Regions from separate parts of the Homo sapiens genome. Here region 2 is linked to region 1. The links are chromatin loops, found by intact Hi-C in ENCODE. Cell type or tissue: Panc1. All regions are shown on one strand.

What was found. A loop is a pair of places that touch in the nucleus more often than their neighbours do. Peaks named below come from ENCODE experiments on the same cell type or tissue, not always from the same donor. Only the 100,000 strongest peaks of a DNase experiment are listed, where the experiment ranks them.
Region 2: it touches region 1 in a loop (4-fold over the local background); 7 of 110 quality-filtered maps call a loop at or near these places.

The regions. Positions count from the first base shown.
Region 1 is chr7:23,567,028-23,575,027 of GRCh38, reverse strand. No RefSeq gene overlaps it. Among named protein-coding and RNA genes, the nearest start is that of CCDC126, 26 kb to the left of the region's middle. In Panc1, a CTCF peak has its summit at 4,255 (motif pointing left); a DNase peak (open chromatin) is centred at 4,227; H3K27ac peaks cover 727 bases.
Region 2 is chr7:24,378,937-24,386,936 of GRCh38, reverse strand. The region is part of intron 1 of LOC107986777 (a long non-coding RNA gene); the gene reads left to right. Among named protein-coding and RNA genes, the nearest start is that of NPY, 99 kb to the right of the region's middle. In Panc1, CTCF peaks have their summits at 4,618 and 4,836 (motif pointing right); a DNase peak (open chromatin) is centred at 4,844.

The DNA of each region.
Region 1 (8,000 bases):
ATGCAACTTGGCCAAAGTCTCTGGGGCCAGCCTAAGGCAAAAGACTAGACATGCCATGAACAGCAGTCGAGAAGACAGGACCTTGCCTCCTCACTGTTACATACTTAAAAATTTTTGAACTAAACGGGAGTGGGGGTGGCTCACGCCTGTAATCCCAGCACTTCGGGAGGCCGAGACGGGCGGATCACGAGGTCAGGAGATCGAGACCATCCTGGCTAACACGGTGAAACCCGGTCTCTAATAAAAATACAAAAAAAAAAAAAAAAAATTAGCCAGGTGTGGTGGCAGGCGCCTGTAGTCCCAGCTACTCGGGAGGCTGAGGCAGGAGAATGGCGTGAACCCAGGGGCAGAGCTTGCAGTGAGCCAAGATCGCGCCACTGCCCTCCAGCCTGGGCGACAGAGCGAGACTCCGTCTCAAAAAAAAGAAAAAAAAGAAAAAAAAAGACAGTGGGGACGACCTAGTTTCTCCAAGAAAGAAAAAAATATATGTATCAAGGGATCTCAGGTCCAGGAAGAACACCAAGTGTAGAGTGACACATCAAGGGTCTTGGGAACAGCCCTGAAGAATCTCTACCTCCTGGGAACATTAGCATCAGCCAGTGGCCTAGCTGTCCCTCTGCAGACAGGCTCAGTCCTGATGAGCCAGCTCCCTGCTAAGCTACCAAAGGAGGGAAAGAAATGTGCTTCCAGGGCCATCCAGACTTCTTCGCTGGCTTGCTTTGGGCAATCTTTTGAATCAATGCTTAAAACTGAGAAATGTTTTCTCACTTTGTGACTTAAGCCAAAAGCCTGAACTTTTTTTTTATAGCAGGTATAAAATCAGTGAAGCATTCCTTAATTTTCTACTTCTTTGTGGGTTTTTTGGTAGTTCAAATATGTGTGTATATATAATTATTCAACATGACTTTCTGCAATCTAGTTGAAGTGAATAATGTAAATATTTCGATTTCTATTTTGTGTATGATTTCTTTTCTCACTTTATTAACCATTATTATTATTTTGAATTATTTTGAATTTTCATCCTGGACAGTGATTGTTATTTATCTGTTTTAAATGTTTAGCCATTCAAAATAATTATTATTTTGTATTATTTTGAATTTTTATCCTGGACCGTGATTGCTATTTATCTGTCTTAAATGTTTAGCTTCTATTTTCAAAATAATTTATTCTAAACCTAGAAAGGTCACACTGTTTTCTGTAATCATTGTGCGGTTAAAATAATATTGGGCAGGCATGGCGGCTCCCACTTACTATCTGGCATTTTGAGAGTTCAAGGCAGAAGGATTGCTTGAGCCCAGAAGTTTGACATCAGCCTGGGAAACATAGGAAAATCCCAGCTCTACAAAAAATAAAGAATTTGCCAGGTGTAGCAGAATGCACCTGTGGTCCCAGCTACTTGGGGGGCTGAGGCAGAAGGATCATTTGAGCCTGAGAGGTTGCAGCTGCGGTGAGGTATAATCAAGCCTCTGCACTCCAGCCTGGGCAACAGAGCAAAAAGCTATCTCAAAATAAATAAAGGCAATCATTCATCTCACTAAACAAACAAACAAACAAACAAACAAAAAAACAAATATTTGGTCAAAATAGTTGAAATGAAGTGGAATTTTAAATCTAGTTTTCTGGCCGGGTGCAGTGGCTCACGCCTGTAATCCTAGCACTTTGGGAGCCAAGGTGGGCAGATCACTTGAGGTCAGGAGTTAGACAGCAACCTGGCCAACATGGTGAAACTCCGTCTCTACTAAAAATACAAAAATTAGCCGGGCGTGGTGGCACGTGCCTGTAATCCCAGCTACTTGGGAGGCTGAGGCATGAGAATTGCTTGAACCCGGTAGGCGGAGGTTGCAGTGAGCCAAGATCACGCCACTGTACTCCAGCTTGGGTGACAGAGCGAGACTCAGTCTCAATAAATAAATAAATAAGTAAATTTAGTTTTTTGAAAATTTGACTAAACTTTCATGTACATATATAATACATATTTCATATGTATTTTTATATATATATATATATATATTTTTTTTTTTCCTTGAGACAGGGTCTTGCTCTGTCATCCAGGCTGGAGTGCAGTGGTGTAATATTGGCTCACTGTAGCCTTGACCTCCCAGGCTTAAACAATTCTCCTAATTGTGTGTGTGTGGATGGGGTCTCACTATGTTGCCTGGGCTGGTCCCAAATTCCTGGGCTCAAGTGATCTTCCTGTCTCAGACTCCCAAAGTGCTGGGATTACAAGCTTAATATATTTTTACAAAAATAAAACTATTTACAATTCTAGCACTGTGTCCATTTAGTTGCCAATGTAAATAATCAGTTATTCATTTTAAGCCCCTTTGTCTAAACCACATATATATATATTTAGTAATATGAATTGCTCATTATTGCAAATGCACCTCAGCTGCTAGGTTTGTGTGTTGCAAACACAGTGTTAATTTGTGAGTAACCTGAATTGGAACATCGAGAGAAGCAAAGAAATGGATCCCCAGCACTACTGAGAAACGATGCTTCATTATGTGAGATTCTAATGTATTTGTAGCATCTGAGAGGAAGGATTTGTCAAGTTCTGTAATTAATTTATTTTATCCCTTACCTGAGTTTTTTTTGCCACTCAAGTGTTTTCTATGCTCCGAAGCAGTGCCCATCTCCAAGGCTGGCAACAGTACAATCTAAAGACCTTTGCAACATTCTAATTCAGCCCCCTTTTTTAAGGACGTAGAGCAAGATATATGGATGCATTGCCCTGGAGCCTGAATAACATCAGTCACAACAAAGAATATGCAGGGTCACAGGTCAGGCTGTGCCAGCCCTAAATATGAAGTCAGTGGCCAGGGTGCCCATGTGTACTTTTTATGTCATTGTGATACACGAAGAATTCTGAAGTGCAGATCTAGAGCAGAGGCCCCTCTTGTCCAGGTCTAAGGTACTGCTTTTATGTTGCTTCTTGTTTGCTACAAACAAAAATATGATGAACATCCTTATTTCTGTCTCCCTGATTGTCAATGAAGGGTTCCTCTAGGATATATTCTCAGGAGTCAAATTGTTGTAGAGAGTCACAGAGTACACATATTCTTAACATCACTGAGTATTGCTCTGTTGGACAGCTGTGCTACCTTACACTGCTGATAATACATAAATATTTCCTTGTTCTCTTTTGTTTTTTGTTTTTTGTTTGTTTGTTTTGTCAGAGACAGGGTCTCACTCTGTCACTCAGGCTGGAGTGCAACAGTGTGATCATAGTTCACTGTAACCTCAAACTCCTGGGCTCAAGTGATCCTCCCACCTCAGCCTCCCTAGCAGGTACACACCACCATCTCCAGCTATTATTTTCATTTTTTATAGAGACAGGGTCTCACTACGCTGCCTAGGCTTATATTTTGAATTCAAATATATCATTTTCAAAACCAAAATGGTATTGTTCTCAACCTACTCTTTCACAATTTGAATTTTTCATTTGTCTAGTTTGATATTGATCCATTGGCTAAACACTTTATAAGCAAAGTTATCTAACCAGTAACCACTCATTTGTACTAGCATCTGATCTATATTTCTGCCTCCTTCATCCAAGTAGTATATTTGCTTGCCAGAGCACAGACTTCAGCAAACTAATAGGAACTGTCTCAAGGGAGGTGGAGCAAGATGGCTGAAAAGAACCCTCCAGCAATCGTCCCTGCACAGGAACCTCCAATTGGACAAATCTCCACGTAAGAAAGCACCTTCACAAGAATTACAAAATCAGAGGAGCAATCACAGTACCTGGTTTTAGCATAATAAGAAGAAAAGACACATTAAAAAGGGTAGAAGGGACAGTCTCACATTGCCGACACAACTCCTCCCTTAACCCCAAGCAACTAAAGCAGCTTGTAGGAAGAATCTGTGTGCTGGAGGGGTGGGTGGGGAAGGAAAGGGTGGTAAAGCCTGAATAAGTGTTAGTGGCAGCCAGGCCATAGTGACCTCGGTCTTTGTGTGACCCCTAGTGCTGCACTGGTCAGGAAGCTATGTTCTTGGGGTGTAACCTAGCATAATACCAGCTGTGATGGCCACAGAGGTGCCCATATAACCCCTCCCCCAACTTCAGGCAGCTCAGTGCTGAGAGAGACTCCTTCTATTTGGGCATTTGGGTGACAAAGAGGAAAATGAATGAGTGACTTTCCCTTGCAACTCAGGGATTTCTCCCTGATCATCCCCACGTCCATCTGGGCTGGGTATCTAGGAGGCTGGAAGAGAGTCACAGCATAACTGGGCTTAGGGTGCCCTCTGGTGCTGAAATGGCTGCAGTGACCATAGACAAGAACCCAAGAGTTCCTTTTGAATCTTTTGAAGGCCCTCTGAAGGACAGGAACAAACTAAGTCAGACTGTGAGAACTGGAATAAATACCCACCTCTCCAATGCCTGGACATCGATGAATGTCCACAAGCATTAAGAACATTAAGAACAAAGCCGGGCGCAGTGGCTCATGCACTCCCAGCACTTTGGGAGGCCAAGGCGGGCAAATCACAAAGTCAGGAGTTCAAGACCATCCTGGCCAACATGGTGAAACCCCATCTCTACTAAAAATACAAAAATTAGCTGGATGTGGTGGTGCATGCCTGTAATCCCAGCTACTCAGGAGGCTGAGGCAGGAGAATTGCTTGAACCTAGGAGGCAGAGGTTGCAGTGAGCCAAGATCGTGCCACTGAACTCCAGCCTGGACAACAGAGTGAGACTCCATCTCAAAAAAAAAAAAAGAACAGAACATTAAGAACAAATATCACCTCACCAAACTGACTAAATACAACACCAATAACTGACCATGGAGAGATAGAGACATATGACCTCTCAGACAGGGAATTCAAAACAGCTATTTTGAGGAAGCTCAAAGAACTTCAATAAAACAGAGAAGTAATTCTAAAATTTATCAGAGTTAACAGAGATTGAAATAATTTTTAAGCACAGAAAACTTGGAGCTGAAAGATGCAATTGACAAGTTTAAAAATGCGTCAAGTGTGTCAGCAGAAGAACTGATCAAGCAAAAGAAAGAATTTGTGAGCTCAAAGCTATTTGAAAATATGCAGAAGAGAAAAAAGGAAAAAAGAATGAAAAAACACTTAAAGATATAGAAAATAGCCTCAAAATAGCAAATCTAAGAGTCACTGACCTAAAAGAGAAAGTAGAGAAAGAGATAGGGATAGAAGATTTATTCAAATAAATAATAATAGAGAAGTATGCAAATCTTGAGAGCAATATTAATATCCAGGTATAAAAAGGTCAAAAATCACCATGGGGATTCAATTAAAATAAGACTCTCCAAAGCATATAATACTCAAACTCTCAAAGGACAAGGACAAGGAAAGGATCCTAAAAGCAGCAAGAAAAAAAAAACGAGTAACACATAAAGGAGATCCAATATGTCTAGTAGCAGACTTTTCAGTGGAACACTTATAGGACAGGAAGGAATGATATGACATATTCAAAGTGAAGGAAAAAAACTTTTGACTGAAAATACTGTTTCCAGCAAAGCTATCCTTCCCATATGAAGGAGAAATACTTTCCCAGACAAACAAAAGCTGAGATAATTTATCACCATCAGATCTGTCTTACAAGAAATCCTAAAGGAAGTTCTTCAATCTGAAAGAAAAGGATGCTAACAAGCAACAAGAAAGTATCTGAAGGTATAAAACTCACTGGTAAAAGCAAGTACATGGACAAATTCACAATACTCTAAAACTGTAATTGTAGTGTAGAAACCACTTATGTTTTAAGTATAAAGATTAAAAAATACATGAAAAATAATACAGCATTTTATTAAGTGGAAGACACTATAAAAAGATATAAAGTGATGCATCACACAGACCAATGGGAAAGAGAAATTATTTTAAAATTTAAAAATTAAGATAAAGGCTGGGCGCGGTGGCTCATGCCTGTAATCCCAGCACTTTGGGAGGCTGAGGCAGGTGATCACCTGAGGTTAGGAGTTCCAGACCAGCCTGATCAACATGGTGAAACCCCAACTCCACTAAAAACACAAAAATTAGCAGGCACGGTGGCTCACGCCTGTAATCCCAGCACTTTGGGAGGCCCAGGCGGGCCCATCACTAGGTCAGGAGATTGAGACCATCCTGGCTAACAAGGTGAAACCCCGCCTCTACCAAAAAATACAAAAATTTAGCCAGGCATGGTGGCGAGCACCTGTAGTCCCAGCTACTCGGGAGGCTGAGGCAGGAGAATGGTGTGAATCTGGGAGGCAGAGCTTGCAGTGAGCCGAGATCGTGCCACTGCAGTCCAGCCTGGGCAACACAGCGAAGACTGTCTCAAAAAAAAAAAAAAAAGAAACCCGTCTCTACTGAAAATACAAAAAAATAGCTGGGCATGGTGGTGCACGCCTGTAGTCCCAGCTATTCGGGAGGCTGAGGCAGGACAATCGCTTGAACCTAGGAGGCGGAGGTTGTAATGACCCGAGATTGCACCACTACACTCCAGCCTGGGTGATAGAGCGAGACTCTGTCTCAAAAAAAAGAAAAAATCAGCTGGGTGTGGTGGCAGGTGCCTGTAATCCCAACTACTCAGGAGGCTGAGGCAGGAAAATCGCTTGAACCTGAAGGCAGAGGTTGCAGTGAGCTGAGATTGCCCCATTGCACTCCAGCCTGGGCGACAGAGCAAGACTCTATCTCAGAAAAAAAAAAATTTAAGATAAAAAATATATAAATTGAGACCACAAAAAAATGAAAATGTGAGAGGAATGCAGTAACAGTATAGAATTTTTTAGTTTTGTTTTAGCTATTTCTTTTCTTTACAACGTTGTCATCAGTTTTAAATGACTTCTTATAATTATAGGATTTTTTTTGTAACCCCCATGGTAACCACAAAACAAAAACCTATAATAGACACACAAAAAATAAAAGCAAGAAAGTGAACCACACTACCAGAGAAAATAACCACAAAGGAAGACAGTAAGAAAGAAAGAAGAGTTAGAAAACAACCAGAAAACAGGTAACAAAACGGCAATAAGAAGTCCTTACCTATCAATAATAGCATTGGATGTAAATGGACTAAACTCTCCAATTTAAAAACATAGAATGGCTGAATGGATAAAAATAAAAAGACTAAACTACATACTGCCTACAAGAAACTCACCTCACCAGCCGGGTGCAGTGGCTCACGCCTGTAATCCCAGCACTTTGGGAGGCCGAGGTGGACGGATCACGAAGTCAGGAGATCGAGACCATCCTGGTTAACACGGTGAAACCCCGTCTCTACTAAAAATACAAAAAATTAGCCAGGCGTGGTGGCGGGCGCCTGTAGTCCCAGCTACTTGGAAGGCTGAGGCAGGAGAAAGGGGTGAACCCAGGAGGCGGAGCTTGCAGTGAGCCGAGATTGTGCCACTGCACTCCAGCCTGGGCGACAGAGCGAGACTCCGTCTCAAAAAAATAAATAAATAATAAATAAAATAAATAAAATAAAAAAGAAACTCACCTCACCTATAAAGACACACATAGACTGAAAGAGAAGGGTGGAAAAAAAATGTTTCATGCAAATGAAAACCAAAAAAGAGCAGGAGTAGCTATACTTACATCCGATAAAATAGACAAAGTCAAAAACTGTAAAAAGAGACAAAGAAGGTCATTATATAATGATAAAGGAGTCAGTTCAGCAAGAGGATATAACGGTTGCAAATATATATGCATCCAACACTAAGGCACCCAGACATATAAAGCAAATATTATTCTAGCTAGAGAGAGAGAGAGACTTCAACACAAGAATAGTAGAACATTTCAACACCCCACTTTCAAAACTAGATAGATTTTTCGGACGGAAAAATCAACATAGAAACCAAAATTAAGCCGGGCGTGGTGGCTCATGTCTGTAATCCAGCACTTTTGGAGGCCAAGGCGGGTGGATCACTTGAGGTCAGGAGTTCGAGACCAGCCTGTCCAATATGGCGAAACCCTGTCTCTAAAAATACAAAAATTAGCCGGATGTGGTAGCAGGTGCCTGGAATCCCAGCTACTCGGGAGGCTGAGGCAGGAGAATC
Region 2 (8,000 bases), 810 kb before region 1:
ACTTCCAAGGAGAGATGGGAGGGAACCACCAGCTCAGCAGAACAGAGCATAGGAGAGATGCCCAGGCTACACAAGGATTAAGAAGTGAATATGAAGGATTCAGCTAAAACTGTAGATGGTGGTAAATCGCAAGGGTGGACCAGGGTGAGAGTAGAGAGTTGTGAGGAGCTGCAGTCACAAGGGGAAGTCACAGGGACACATGCAGATTCTTCTCCACAGGCCTTTGCAGGTGCTCCCTGAGAAAGATGGCACAGGGAGAAGACCGCCTGGAGGAGGGGGGTGGCCACATAATATGTGGAGAGAGCTCCCCTCTAGGAGGTGGAGTTTAGTTGCCTTCTCCTCAAGAGTGAGCCAGACTTAGTGCTTCTGATGAATGGAGTTTGGAAAGTGAAAAAGTAACTTTATTGTGGAGAAAACTGTTAGGTGATCCAGGTCACCATCACCAATGATAAATCAAGTGGAACTCATGGGCCTCACGTGATTCTTCCACCTCAGCCTCCCAGATAGCTGGAATTATAGGTCAGTTATGGCTTTTTATTTGGGAGCAATTTTACGCTTTACACAAAATTTGCAAAGGTAGTTCAGAGTTCTCGTTTATCCTTCATCCAACTCTCCCTAAAGTTAACATCTTATATAACCATGGTATGTGCCCTGCCATGATGCCTTGAGAAGGACACCTCATCTCTCTGGCATTTTTACCCCAAATCCATAAGCCCAGTCTAGTTGTGAGAAAACAGAAGACAAACCCAAACTGAGAGACGTACTACATACTATCTGACCAGTATTCTTAACAATTTTTTGAATTTTTGCATGAGTGAAAAATCAGACCTTGACAATGACCTTGAGCAGTAGGATATAAATAACTCCCACACACTTAGCATTCCAATAATGGAACACTAGGCATAAACAAGTTAAAAAGGGTCATGAAAAACAAAGGAAGATTGAGAAGCTGTCACAGGTCACAAGAGATTCAGGAGACATGATGATTAAACACAAGGTGGGATCCAGGATAGGATCTGAAACCAAAAAATGACATTAATAGAAAAACTGGTTACATCTGAATAAAATAAAAGCTTGCTTCATAGTAATTTACCGGTGTTAATTTCTTAGTTTTGATACGTATAACCACTGTTATGTAAGATGTTATAATAACATTAGGGAGAGTTGGATGAAGGATATATGAGAACTGTGAACTATCTTTACAAATTTTCTGTAACTGTAAAATTGCTCCCAAATAAAAACTTAAAACTCGCTGATAGTTTCAGCTACTTGAGAGGCTAAGGCCAGAGAATCGCTTGAGGCCAGGAGGTCGAGTCTAGCCTGGTCAACAGAGTGAGGCACTGTCTCAAAAAAAAAAAAAAAAAATGTTAAGGAACTGGGGATAAGGGAAGGTTTGATGATAAAGGGGAAGGAGGGAAATTTTTGAGGTGATGGAAATGTTCTATATATGAACTATATATGTTTGTCATATATATATATATATATAAATAAAACTCACTGAACTATATCCTAAAAAGGGTGAATTTTTTATATATAACAGTTATACATACAGTTGACCCTCGAACAATGCAGGGCTTAAGGGTTCCAACACCCCTGCAGTTGAAAATCTGCATATAACTTTTGACTCCTCCAAAATGTAGCTACTAATAGCCTACTGTTGACTGGAAGCTTTACTGATAACACAGTCAATTTATACATGTTTTGTATGTTATACGTATATACATATTTTATATATTACACAGTGTATTGATATAATAAAAGTGAGCTAGAAAAAGAAAATGTCATTAAAGTCATAAGAGTCAATGTATTTACTATTTATTAAGTGGAAGTGGATCATCATAAAGGTCTTCATTCATCTTCACGATGGGTAGGCTGAAGAGGAGGAGGAAGAGGAGGGGTTGGTCTTGTTATCTCAGGAGTGTCAAGAGCAGATGAGACTCTGCATATAAACAGACCCATGCTGTTCAAACCCATGTTGTTTAAGGGTCAATTGTATATATATAAAACAGTGTATAAATTATACCTCAATAAACCTGACTTTAAAAAATACACAGTGCATCATTGTTGGGGACTTACATAGATGTGAGCCTTAGTAGAGAATGAAAGTGAAAGCCTCACTCTTTAGAAAACTCATCATGCCCTTGTCTTTCCCCTACTAAGGACCTCACTTTCAATACATTTTAAAAAATCATATTTATCTCCAATTGCGTTTTTTTAAAAAAAATGCAAACTATGGGAGATGGGCCAAGTTTTCATTTTTCATAATACAGTAAAAATATTTATAGATATTTCAGCAGCTCTGGCACAATACACAGAACCAGTGAGTCCACATTACAGCAGAAAGTCAGTGGGTGACAGTAAGTCAATTTCTCCTCTATTACACTGCTTCCTGTTGGCGGAACAGTAGCAACCAGGAGAGCGGTGCTCAAAGCAATCAAGTGGCTCTTTAGAGCAAAGGGAAGGATAACTTTAAAAAATATTTATTAAAGATGTATATGGCATAAAACAACTTTTAAAAATTATTTTGTATTTTATTAACTAGTTATTAGTAATTAATAAGATTCCCTTTGTCTTCTGTTCCCTAGCCCTTGCAGGAAACTAGAGTTACTAACCTTCCAGAGATATTTTTATGCAAATGTGCATATGCATGTATTCTTTTTAATGCAAACAGAAGCGTATACTACTTTCTTCACTTTGCTTTCTTTTTCTAGTGTTTTTAAAAAAGATATGCTTATCGGTCTTAGTCCATTTGGGCTGCTATAACAGAATACCATAGACTGGGTGGCTTATAAACAACAAAAAAATAGTTCTTATATTTTGAGAAGTCAAGATAAAGGCACTAGCAGATTCAGTGTCTGGTGAGGGCCTGCTTCCTGATTCATAGACAGCCATCTTTTTGCTGTGTCCTCACAAGGTGGAAGGGGTGAGGGAACTCTCTGGAGCCTGTTTTATAAAGGCATTAATCCCATTCACAAGGGCTCCACCGTCATGGCCTAATCACCTCCCAAAGGCCCGACCTCCCTAATACCACCACACTGCGGGTTAGGATTTCAACACATGAATTTTCTTGGGGTGGGGGTGACACAAACAGTCGGTATACAGCACTGTCTCATTACAAGATGCATTTGAAGCAGTTTATTATAATCTATGTAAAATAATTGTTTAGGAAAGTAAAGAGTTGTAAAAAAATAAAACTAAGTCAGCAGAGAGTTTAGTACAAAATACACATGCCCTGAAACACTGTACAACAAGAGGTGGGCTACTAATGTGGCTCTGAGCTTTCTAGCAGCAAATGCAGAGGAAAATACAAGCAGTTATATGACTGTCGTGCCCATAACATAAAAACTAACCATTCTTTTCTTACATTTATGTATTCCCTCTGTGATAATTTTAAACTATTGAATTAAAAACAAAACAAGCAACATTTATACCAAAATCATAAAAATATCACCAGCTGGTTCTACAACCTGAGAAACATTTTTTTTTTCCCCCCAGGGAGCCTCATTTTTTTAATGAAAATCTTCACATCCTCACCTCATCTTGTTATTTTCACTTTATGTATGTAGAAAATTAATCCACATCTCCACAGATAGAGATGACTTATGTTGGAAACGTGGAGCCCATGGCTGCATAGTATTCCATTGTATGGATGTACCATAATTTATTTCCCCAGTCCCTTCTGGATGGGCATTTACAGTGTTTCTAGGATTTTGCTCTTGCAAACCATGCTTCCATGAATTTCCTCATGCATGCATCATTTCACACATCTGTAAGCATATTTGTAAGGTAAATTCCTACAAGTGGACTTGCTGGGTCAATGTGTATGGCTAATGTTTATTTTGACCAAGGCTATTAAAAAATTGCCCTTCATGAACAGTGTGCCAGTTTCTATTCCACACTCCCACATGTGACTGTGCCTGCTTCCTTGTACTTGCCCTGCTTAGCATATGATCCTACTCTGTGATGTTGAAAAACAACTCTTACGAATGAGAATGAACATTGTTCTATATGTTTAAGAGCATAATTTTTTCTTTCCTTTTCTGTGACCTGTCTGTTCATATCCCTTGTTCATTTTTTTTTCTATTGAACTCCGAGTGTGTGGCTTATTAATTGTAGGAACACCATCTAGATTAAGGACTTTATCCCTTTGTACTATCCGTTGCATTTTTCCCCTTGTGTGCTATTTGTCTTTTGACCTTGTTCATGGCATTGTTTTTGGCCATGTAGAAATGTTTTGTTTTTATGTGTTAAACTTTCTCAATGGTTTTTAAAATGACTTACGATTTGGGGTTACATTTGGCAAGGTATTTCCTACTTCAACATAATCTTCACTCCTTTTCTCAAATTCTTTATGTTTCAATTTGGAATTTATTTAGTGTATGAAAGTTGATTCATGCTTCAAAGTTATCCTCTTCCCGATAGCAATCCAGTTGTCCCAATAGTGAATAATCTATCTTCTCTCCCCACTCCTTGATTTGAAATGGAGACGGACAGCTTCTTAGCCTGAAAGGAACCCGTGGTAATCTGTAAAATACATCCCAACACTGCTTTCTTACACCTCAGGCAACAGGGGAATCAAAGCCTCCATGTGAGGCCTCAAGAAAGGCCAGTTCAGCTCATGCCCCCTCCTCACCCAGCAGACCAGGTGGACACCGGGCTGGCCTGTGCCCCTGTACATGAATACACTATAGACTTGTGCTCTTATATCTCACCATGGATGCTCTGGGCAGATAAGATTTCCAAATACCTTGTTTTTTTGTTTTTTGTTTTTTTTTCTCCAAGGGTGAGTTTCTCCAGAGAGTGTGACCTTCTCTAGGTGTTCCACTAGAGGGTGCTTCAACTATACATATTTACATAGACGTAAACATGACCTATGTTGTTTGTGTGGGCTGCACACACACATGCCAAGCAGCTGCTTTTTCCCGAACAGTCTATGACATGGGCATGCAATCTGATTTTTAATTCCCTCGACTCCTTCCACACATGATCAGATGACCTTCTCAAAGATCCCTCCTCTCCCAGTGAGCTGCTGGAACCCAAGGTAGTGGGAAATGGAGATCTACTGAATGGAAACTCTTAGCAGTGGTAGGAAAGGAGGCTCATGGGTTGATTTCTGTTTTTGCTCTTTTTCTCTGGAGGAGACTTTTAGGGATGATTTGGGCCTTCAGGGATTCCTTTGAAATACAGGAGAGGGCCACAGCTCAATTAAAAGTCACCGATAAGTGTCCAAAATTTGGGAGCCACATAGGCAGTGGGATGGAGCTGTTATTGGGTTGATGCTCCCGGAAGATGAATCAGGGTCCGTGGGGGCTATGGGGAGATGGAGTAAGGGGTGAGAATTGCTGAGTGGGTCAAGCAGGTGGGGACTAGCAATCATCGGGGAGAAGCTGAAGGATGCAGATTTTTCAGAGATTTCCCTTTTAGGAAGGGAATTGCAGTAGTGGTTTAGATGATTACTTTTTTTCTAAAAACTCAAAGTGGAATAAACAAGAAATGTGGACTTGGGGGGACTGGTGAGCAGAGCATGATACATCACAGAAAATGATGAAAGGAGCCCAGTAACTTCTCGGAGCTGAAGATAATAAGGTAGGCATCTTTAAGAGACAGTGAGCAGCAGCTTTTGAACTTTGGTGCATATTAGAATCATCTGGAAGGCCTTTTTAAAGAAATCTTGATTTCTGGGACTCGGACTCATGCATAAGCATTTTTTTTTTAAGTTTCCCAGGTGATTCCAACGTGCAGTCAAGTTCAAGAAACAATAGCATAGATCAGTGGTTCTCAAGCTCAAGTGAATACGAGAATCACCTGGAGAGCTTACTCGAATACAGCTTACTGGGCCATACCCAGAGTTTATGATCCAACAGGTCTTGGGTCGGTGACCAAAACTGAGTGCTTGAAATATGGTTAGTCTGAATTGAGATGTGTGATAAATTTGAAATACACACCAGATTTCAAAGACTTACTACCAAAAAAATACATAAATTATCTCGATATTTTTATATTGATTACATGTTAAAATGATAACATATTGGTTTTAATGGGTTAAATAAGATATATTATAAAAGCTCATTTCACCTGTTTCTTTTTACTTTTTAAAATGTGGCTACTGGAATATTTAAAATAACATATGAGCTTCCATCATATTTCTATTGATCTGTGCTCATTTAGATTAACAGTGCACAAAAGACAATTTTTAAATCACCTGCATAAGAGTTACCTGAAGTGCTTGTTAAAAAGGCAGTTTTCGTAGTGATGGCTTACAGATTCAGAATGTCTTGGGGGTGGGGGGCGGCGGGGGGTCAGGGAATCTGCATATTAAACAGCTTCTTGGGTGAGCTTGACGTGCTAAAGTTTCACATGCTGGCTTAGGCAAACAAAGAAAAGGAGGGGAGAAATACAAATTTTTCATTTAGGATTTGCTGCATTCATGACATGGTTCAAGGCCAATGAAGTATTCAGAATGAGATGATTGAGGATGCTACATCTTCATAAATGAAGCCCAAGTGAGGGAGTGACTTGTCTGGGGTTAGTTGAATTGGAGAAGTAGGAATTTGGGACATCTGTCTCCTCGCTACTCAGAATGTAGTCTCTGGATCAACAGCATCAACTTCACCTTTGAGTTTACTGGAAATGCAAATCTTAGGCCTTGCCCCAAACCTACCGTCTTAGTCCATTTGCGTTGTTAGAAAAGAATACCTGATGCTGGGCAATTTGTAAAGAAAAGAGGTGTATTCGGCTCACAGTTTTGCAGGCTGTATAAGAAGCATGGCACTGGCACCTGCTTGGCTTCTGGTGGGGCCTTGGGCTGCTTCCACTCATGGCAGAAGGTGAAGGGGGGCTGCGTGCAGACAGCACGTGGAGAGTAGACCAAGAAAAGAGGAGGAGGTGCCAGGCTCTTTTCAACACCAATTCTCTCAGGAACCAAAGGTGAAAACTCAATCCCTTTATGAATGGCACCAAGCCATTCATAAAGGATCTGCCATAAGGCTCCAACAATGGGGATAGAATTTCAACATGAGACCTGGTGGGGCCAAAAAATCCCATATTCAAACCATAGTACCTACTACTCAGTTTGCATTTTAACAAGACGCTAAGATGATTCAATTGCACCTTAAAAATTGTTTTACAACTTTATTTGGGCATATTTTACATATGTAACTTACCCATTTCAAGTGTACAATTCAATAATTTTTAGTGAAATTACCAAGTTGTACAACCATCACTATAAATCAGTTTTAAAACACTTCTATAATATTACCCCAATAAGATCCCTCATTCCCTTTACTGTCAATCTGGTTCCTTCCCATCTCTTTCCCAGGCAACCCCTGATCCACTGTCTCTTATAAATTTATCAGATAAGTGGAGCTATACAATATGTGATCCCTTGTGTCTTGCCTCTTTAATGTTATGCTTTTTGTGGTTTGTCCATGCTGTACAGATACCAGTACTTCATTTCTTTCTATTGCCAAATAACATTCCATTGTTATGATTATATCGCATTCCGAAGCAGGAAATCTCCCTGACTCCTTTGTGGTGGGAACTGGAGTGCACAGGTGCTAGAACTAGCCGCTGCTTAGGTGCCAACAGGGGCGGACTCCACTTGCTTGGTCCTGCTGTGTTCTACTCCTCACAGGAAGGGGAATGCTGGTGAGTGGGTGCAGGAGCCAGGGTGAGCACTTTTGGGCACCGGCAGGAACAAAACTGTGTGCAGCCCTCCCCACCCCAGTAACACCTAGGGGGGTGCCCACAACCCTGAAGACCCAGAAAGAGTGTTACAGTCAGTGCTCTTTTAGCTTTGCTGTCCACGGATGGCTTAAGTGTTAACAGCTCAGTGGAGGGTTAGTCTGGCAGCCTTTTGCACCTGCACCCCAGTTCTTTTCTGGCATCCAGGAGGAATGAAGTTGCATGAACAAATTGGAGATGGTAAATGCCAAGGATTTTATTGCTGACCAAAGTGGCTCTCAGATGGAAGGGGAGCTGAAAAAGGGATGGAGTGAGAA